2 separate regions of the Homo sapiens genome follow, and region 1 is linked to region 2. Evidence: chromatin loops called from intact Hi-C (ENCODE). Cell type or tissue: Calu3. All regions are shown on one strand.

Region 1 (4,000 bases), 100 kb before region 2:
CCAAGATAAGATAGTGGCAGTCAGTACTGTCCTCAGGTCCAGCTGGTAGCCCCAGCTCTTCACATCTTACCCTGAGTAAAAACACTGTCCTTGTAACAACTGATAGGACCATATGTGATTTGACTTATGCACATCTCTGAGCTGACTGTGCTCCAGGCACACTTGCCTCCATGCCTTTTTCTGAACACTTCAAGCCAGCTCCTGTCTCTGGAGTGTTCTTCCTTCAGGTATCTGTGTGATTTACAGCTATAGTTTCTTGATGTCTCAACCCAGATATGACTGTACAATAGAAAACTTCGTTGACCAACTTTTGTAAGAAAGCACTCCCTTCATCCTCTATTTCCTGCTTTGCTCTTCCCACAGAACTTATCATCTCATGTAATATTTGGTTGTTAGCCATCTTCCTCCAAGAGACTGACTGATCCATGAGAGTAATGCTCAAAATATATTCATTGAATGAATAAACATAGGAATACAACATTTTGGAAAGAAGAGGATAGGTCTACTTATGATTAAGTCAAAATACATATGAGCATTCCATATTTTTTCATGGATCTCAGGAGAGAACCAACTGGATGCAGATTTAGAAGACATTAAAATAGGTGACAGTGAAGCCATAAATTTGAATACAGAATACATGGTGGGTCATTGATTAAACCATTAGCCCAAAATTTGTAGAACTTGCAATTAATCCTAAAAGTATGATTCTCATTATGGACACAGCTACAGCTAATGAATGTGTTCATTAAGAGCATAGAGGCTACAAAACCTTAAAGGATGGAGCTGCTTTGGGGGTCATTCAGATCAAACCTCACAAAATGCTTGTATTTTTAAATTTCTAGTCGCAGTAAGAGAATGCAATAGAAATTCAAAATTCTCGAGATTTTTAAACAAGTTCTCTCATCTTGCTCCACCTTCCAAACAATAAAAGAGAGAGAGATGTTTATTTTATTTAATTATTTTTTTGAGATGGAGTCTGGCTCTGTCAGCCAGGGTGGAGTGCAATGGTGCAATCTTGGCTCAGTGCAACCTTCTGCCTCCCGGGTTTAAGCGATTTTCCTGCCTCAGCCTTCTGAGTAGCTGAGATTACAGGTGTGTGCCTCCACTCCCGGGTAATTTTTTTATTTTTAGTAGAGATGGGGTTTTGCCATGTTGGACAGGTTGGTTTCAAACTCCTGGCCTCAAGTGATCCACCCACTTCAGTCTCCCAAAGTGATGGGATTATAGGCATGAGCCACTACACTCAGCACTTTTTTTTTTTTTTTTTTAAGAAGAATTGGTGGACCTTATACCTAGGAGATTTTAATCTGTGCAATTGTGACGGAATGCTGAATAGATCTTTTCTTGTAACGATTTGCTTTTCTCTTGATTTCTGAATTAGTGAATAAGATTCAAATATTAACACAAAGAGGTGATGATTACTCCCACATTCTAAAGAGAGTCAACACTGAAAGACACAGATAGTGGCCTTGGATTTAAACACAGGCAGTCAAAATTATTCCATTTTCCCAAGTATTTCCCCCATTAATCTAACAAAATGTACAAAAAAGATGAAGATTTGAGGGTATATATGGGAATGGTGGCTTATTGGCTTAGAGAAAGAGTTTCATGGCTTTTCTCTCCTTTCTTGTTCAGTAGTATGAGGATCTGTTTTTGCCTTCTCTTTACAGTCAAATAAGAAGGGTTAAAAGAAAGACCAGCATCTCATTACTGATTGACCATTTACTTAGGAAGAGAATTCTGAAATGCCTTCTGCTCTTTTTAGTGGAGGATGGGATGCGGGTGATGTCCCAGCAGAGAAAAGAAGCCACACCTACTAGTTTTGGGTAGTGAGGCTGAGAGATTTCATGTGTGTTAAGTAAACATAGAAGAAAGAAGCCAGCCTTGAGCAGCCTAGTCAAGACTGGCTACTTTTTTCTATGTTTACTTAACACACCTGGACAAAGAGGGAGTCCCAGAAATATGGGAATTCCTTCTATGTTTACTTAATAAAACCTGGACAAAGAGGGAATCCTAGAAATATGTGACTCTACAATATCTGGCCAGAAAAGTTGGCTGAGGGTATACTGCTGAATGTCAAGCATGGAAAATTTTCCTACTGGCCCATAACTAAAGCAGTCCACAAGGTGGCCTAAGACTGCTCACAGGCCCCAGGAGATGGTCAGGCTCTGAATATCTGTGACACAGGTCTCAGAACATAACCAGAGTCTGAATTCCTATGACATAGGCCCTCCAGTGTGCCCAGAGGCTGCATACCTGTGTTTTGACCGCTTAAAGAAGACCATGGCAGCACTTGTTAATAAAAAGATAATCTGATGTTTTTGTTTATCTTTTTCCTACAACATAAAGAGTAAGGAACACAGAAAAGAGAAAGAAGGGGAGTTATAGAAGAGGCCACACCTCTCCCTACTGCTGATTTTCAGCTGAAACTTGGCTAGCGAAAGTGGGAAGAGTGAGCATTATTTAGATAAGAGGAAGTCAAGCAGAGAGAAACAGCTCCTTTTTTAACTACAGAAAGAGACAGAAAAGCTATGGTACTTGGGTGAGATGTGTTAGAGGCAGTAGGGTAGATTTCCTCAAGCACAGTTGAAAGGAATAATGGGGGAAAAAACATTTTAATTTTATATCCAATTATACAGGTTTTTCAACTATTGCTTTATTGTTTTTTGTTGGTTTGCTCTCTCTATACATATACACACACATATGTATATATACATGTGTATATGTATGTGTGTGTGGGTGTGTGTGTGTGCATGTGTGTATCAGAAGCTCTTCATTCAGTATGAAAATTATCCATGCGAATTTCATGCAGTACCGATCTCCTGGTAAGAAATTCTTGTAGCTTTCTAATGAAAGTGTCTTTTGTTTTGCCTTCATTCTGGAGAGATATTCTCACCTTAAAGACAGTGTTTCACTAGCTTCAGGACTCCACTCTTTTCATGCGAAATCAGAGATCATTTGATCTTCCGCCTTTGTAATGATTTGCTTTTCTCCTTATTTCTTTAGGACTTTCTCTCTATTTTGGTGTGGTTTCCTTTGCATTTATCCTGTTTGGGCTTTGCTGAATTTTGAATATTTACATTTATATCTTTTAACATACCTAGACAAAAAACACCAATACACTTTCCAGTCAAACATTGCCTGATGTTCAGACTTAAATATGTGTTCTTTGGAGAACCCTTGAAAATATCTGTGAGTGTTGGTCCAATACAAGCTATCATGTTTTAAAAATAAGAAATTCAATCAAGAGGGCAGGATAAATATAAGGTCGCTGATACTACTTGATATTCAACCCTTTTCCAACCCAAGGTTTATGGCAAAATAGTTTGCAGGGAAATGCCTTTATTGTTAAGAATGTATATAATATTCTGTCATGTACATGACCTTTTTTCTCAAAAAATGAATAACCACTGTTGAAAGGTAAATATATGCCTTAGACAATAAAAAAGTAACCTAGTTTGCTCTGCTCTGAAATTTACATCTATAGCAATTTGGGAAAGGGCTTAATTAGAATCATAAAATTTTAATGGGAAGGGAAGTTGAGTATCACTCTATTCAATTTGAGAGATGAGAAAACTTTGACCAAAGTCACATTAAGCATTAATTATTCCATTCCATAAACATTGGCTGAGCTTCAGTTATCTGCCAGATACATGTTGTATATATGCTAGATCTTGAGTACACCTAAAGGGTGAAAAATGAATTCACAAGCTAATACACAGAGACAGGCTAATAATTTAGATGTGTAGGTATCTAGTTCAGTGCTTGCTTCAGAATGAAAATAACTAAGCCAAACGAATGGGTCCACTATTATAGTCTGGAGAACAATAAAATTTATTTATTTTTTTCAATTATAAGGAAAAGGGAAATAAAAACTCAAATCCCTCTATGGAATGCAATCCAGTAGAACCTGATTTACTTTTATCATCTCAGTTAAACATTAGTATCACCTTTTGAGAGCACTACAGAAAAAAAGGCAACCAGTGGCTTTTAGTGACTA
Region 2 (4,000 bases):
GTTACTGACTCCCCACTATGAGTATAGCATTGAACTAATCATGAAAAAGTGGAAACAGAGATAAACATATAAGTTGAATACACTAATGCATTCTAGCATAAGCACATAAAAGCATTCTTATTTGTACCCTAAGTGAATAACAGTTTAGATTAAAAATTGATGAAGTTGTGTTAGGACCAAGAGGTTGTAATAATAGCTTTGTTCATTCAAAGTAGTCTTCATGAAGAATACGAGGCTGGGTGTTTTTCAAAACAGGTATGTATGAAGAAGGAATAATTTTCTAGATCATAACAAATATTAACACATTTTGAAGGGTGCATTGTTTATTGCTTAAAAATTCCGTTACTAGTTATTTGCCACAATAATTGGGGATGTAGCAATGAAGATTTCCATTGCAATGCTAATTAGAATAGCTAAATAATTTTGACATTCAAAGATATCAAACTACAGGGGACTGCCCCAGCATCTCTTGAAGTTGCATAATTGGCACGGTGGCTGCACCCTCTTCTAAGATATGTAGATAGTGCCCCAAGATGAGGGGTGTAAAAGCCTGGATGCTGTGGAAGCCGTCCTGACTGTTGAGAAGAACCAGAAGCTGGTCCTTCTGTATCTGCTTGCCCTGGGTTCTGCCCGCACAGACTCTATCTTGGTGACTTCCTAGAGAGCCATTTCCTAGACGAGGAGGGAAAAAGAACTCAGCAAGAAGACCGGTGACCACCTGTCCACCCTTCACAGGCTGGACTGGGCCAGTCTGTCTTCCAAAACCTCCCCGTGAAGCAGCACTGGAAGGCTCTGGAGCCCGTGTCGTTTGAGAAGCTTCTCTGCATCGCCTGGTACCAGGGCTTCTGGTACCTCCATCCACTAGGCAGCTGTTTAAGTACCTCCAGGGTATTTAAAAAGCTCCAGGCCCTGTGTCTCAAGCTGTGAACCAGTTGGAGACAATAAAGCCTTTTGCAGCAAAACCAATAAATAAAGATATAACCACATAAAATGCCAGCCAGATATTATTTGTTACTAACATATTCATAACATACTTTTAGAGAAAAATAATTTGTTTACAAAATAAACTGTACCGTGTGTGTGTGTGTGAGAGACAGTGAGAGAGTGAGAGAGAGAGAGAGACAACTTAATATATTCCCAAATTGTGGGGTTTTTCAGTTTTTCGTATTTTTTGGTTTTACATTTTTTACAATAAGCATATTGCTTCCACAGTTGGAAATAAGTTGTTCTAGTTTTTATTAAAATAAACAAGAGAGTACAGGATGAGCTGTGAACAACTTTAGATTTGGGAGGGATGCTATATCAAGGGCTTATCAAAAGGCCATCTTACTCTCCTCTCTTTTAACGAAGGCCTCTCAGTAATGCCTTCTCGATTTATTTTCCCTTTTCTCCTCTCCAAAGCATTCTTCAACTTGTTTATGGCCAGGTATTTTGTTTCCTATTGATTACTTGCTTTTTAGTACACCATGCAATGGTGTGCCCCCAGGATGGATATCTAACAGAATCAAGGCTGCTTCAGACTAGTGACATCTTTGTCGAAGGTAACGCAGCTTGACCCTGTGGAAAAAGCAGCTGCTTTGGGTAAGGAGAGCCGTGAGGAGTGAACACTTAAGGGCTTGGAGAGAAGAAAAACAAGCATAAAGGTAACAACCACAATTTTTAGAGAAGGAAGATAAAGGAAATCTGATTTAAAGCTATCTCCTCAGTCAGCTCAGCCTAATGGGTCCTGGCATTCTGGGTGGCACTCTCATGCATCCACGAGGGGACTGGGGTTCAAGGAGCAATCAGATTTAAGACAATTGGCATTCAGCCTCCGCGAGGAGCAGGGACAGAGGGCTCTTTGTTGAATCAGGCAGCCAGAGAGTACCTTGTGCTGAGCAAGATCTGGATTAAGGGCGTGCATGCTCGCTTGTCACAAATGTTTTATTGTGTGTCTGGGCAAGTCATTCTCACTTGTTAAGGAACAGCCAGGGTTTTGTTCTGTATGGGCCTAAAATAAACCAGAAAAATCAGAGGGCCTTAGGGTGGGAGGGAGCAGGAGGAGTAAGAGTTCAGGTTTATGGTCTATTTCTGTTTGGTTAGCTCTTTGGCTTTTTGAATAAAAAACTTCCCAGGGATTTTAAGGTTTAAAGTCTTCATTATCTCTAATTTTAAAGGGTCATTTATGCTGATAATTCTTAAATCTCAACTGGAATAAGAAATTCACTCGTTATCTCAATATAAATGTCATCTTGGTAAAGTGCATTACATAAAATCAAAGTGTCTTAACTCTGACACACCAGATCAGCTGAGTTAAGACAATGGCAACCAGTGAAGCGGCCTATTTTGAGTGTAGTTTTCCTTCATATTTTTTTATCTATGTCTCCTTTCGAAAAATATAAAAGTCTCACAGACACAGTTATTTGAAATACCACTAACGCAATGAAAAACAAATCAAACACTGGGAATGTTTGCTTTTATTTTTTCCCAAACTACACATTCTCGTTTCCCCATTCTGACATTTCCCCAAATCTACCACCTCCTCCCAGGACTGTGTGATCCCTATTGATAACCAGTAATTGTTTTCATGTAATCAGAAAATCTGATCTCTAATCTCAAGCACTGTTTTAACTTAGCTGCCTCCTGTGCTTGCATAAGTTACTTATTCTCTCCAGATCTCAATTTTTCCATCTATCAACTGTGGATGCTATAACCTGTCTTTTTATCTAACAGGGTTGCTGAGATTCAAGAATGACAACAAATTTTAAGACACTTTGTGAAATAGAGAACAATAGGAGTTATGATGTAAGGCCTTCAACTTTGTCATTGAAGTATAGCTAACACACAAAGTCCACATCCTACCCCAAGAAGGAACAGTAGAGCTTACTCACAGTGTCCTTTACCTCTGGGCATCTCAAAAGGACAATTGAAAAAACTGTAAATGTGCTCATTGCTTTTGAGAGAGTCACAAAGTTTAGGGCATGGCTTAAGCCCAAGAAAATTAAGCAGCCTGTGGAAGAGGATAGAGATGATTGCACTGGATGTAGCTAAAGATGGCAAAGTGTTTGCCAATGAACAGATGTAGACCTTGAAGGAGAAGAAGACAAGGTGGGCTGCTCTTGCTTCCTGTATACTAGGATCACAGAGAGGGATGGTGTGCCGGAGGTCCAGACGTATGTGCTAAGTTGCTAACAGCTGCTGAAAGAACCAAAATAACCACTGGAATAGAAATGCAGCCTCCCAAGGCAAGACTCTCCTTGACATGCACAGTCCCCAGCAATGACTGTCAGCAACAGCAAATGACAGCATCCCAAGACGTAAGAGATGAGTTTTAGCCATCTACAAGACCTAGAGAAAAGAAAACCAGATGGCCAAGTAAGATTGCCCTATTCCCTTTCCCAGTCCTCTCTTCTCACACTTAACATTGGTGGATCTGTAATGTGTGCTTGCTAAAGCTGGAGGAGGTGAGGAGGTGAGGAGGTGACTGAGAAGCAGGCAGAAACCTATCCCAGGGCCTTTTCCCAGGCCAGGCAAACACCAACCTAAAGTTAGTCGAGAGTAAGAAATCCTTTTCAATAAAAACTAAAGCATTTATTAATATTTTGGCCTGGACACATTCTACTTACTGAAGCACACTGTATTTAGTGACTTAAAGTGATTATGGATCTTTCTAGGTAAGAGTAGTCACGTGGTTTACCCACATTTCCATCCTGAGACAGAAGATAATTATGCACCTGCCCATTTCACCTTGAATAATTTTAAAGGGATGAGAAAATAAAATTGTTTCTAATTATCCTTATTCAAGGTAATGGTTATACATATACATACTGGCTACAATGCTAACTTCTGGCATATTCACTACTGATGGCATTTTAAAAATAAATTGTGAACCTCAGGAAACAACCTGGGTGAGATACGAAGCTCTCAAATTTTTAAATAAGCAGCCACTGGGCACTTATATTTTACAAATAATCCTATTAAATATTATCAGGAGACAAGAAAAGAGAAGACAAATCCTCTG

The links. Hi-C counts contacts between places; a loop is a spot of excess contacts. Peaks named below come from ENCODE experiments on the same cell type or tissue, not always from the same donor. Only the 100,000 strongest peaks of a DNase experiment are listed, where the experiment ranks them.
Region 1: it touches region 2 in a loop (4-fold over the local background); 6 of 110 quality-filtered maps call a loop at or near these places.

The regions. Positions count from the first base shown.
Region 1 is chr6:23,545,929-23,549,928 of GRCh38, forward strand. The region is part of intron 3 of LOC105374976 (a long non-coding RNA gene); the gene reads right to left. Among named protein-coding and RNA genes, the nearest start is that of NRSN1, 580 kb to the right of the region's middle. In Calu3, no CTCF peak of the experiment used is centred here; a DNase peak (open chromatin) is centred at 2,163.
Region 2 is chr6:23,649,036-23,653,035 of GRCh38, forward strand. No RefSeq gene overlaps it. Among named protein-coding and RNA genes, the nearest start is that of NRSN1, 480 kb to the right of the region's middle. In Calu3, no CTCF peak of the experiment used is centred here; a DNase peak (open chromatin) is centred at 1,836.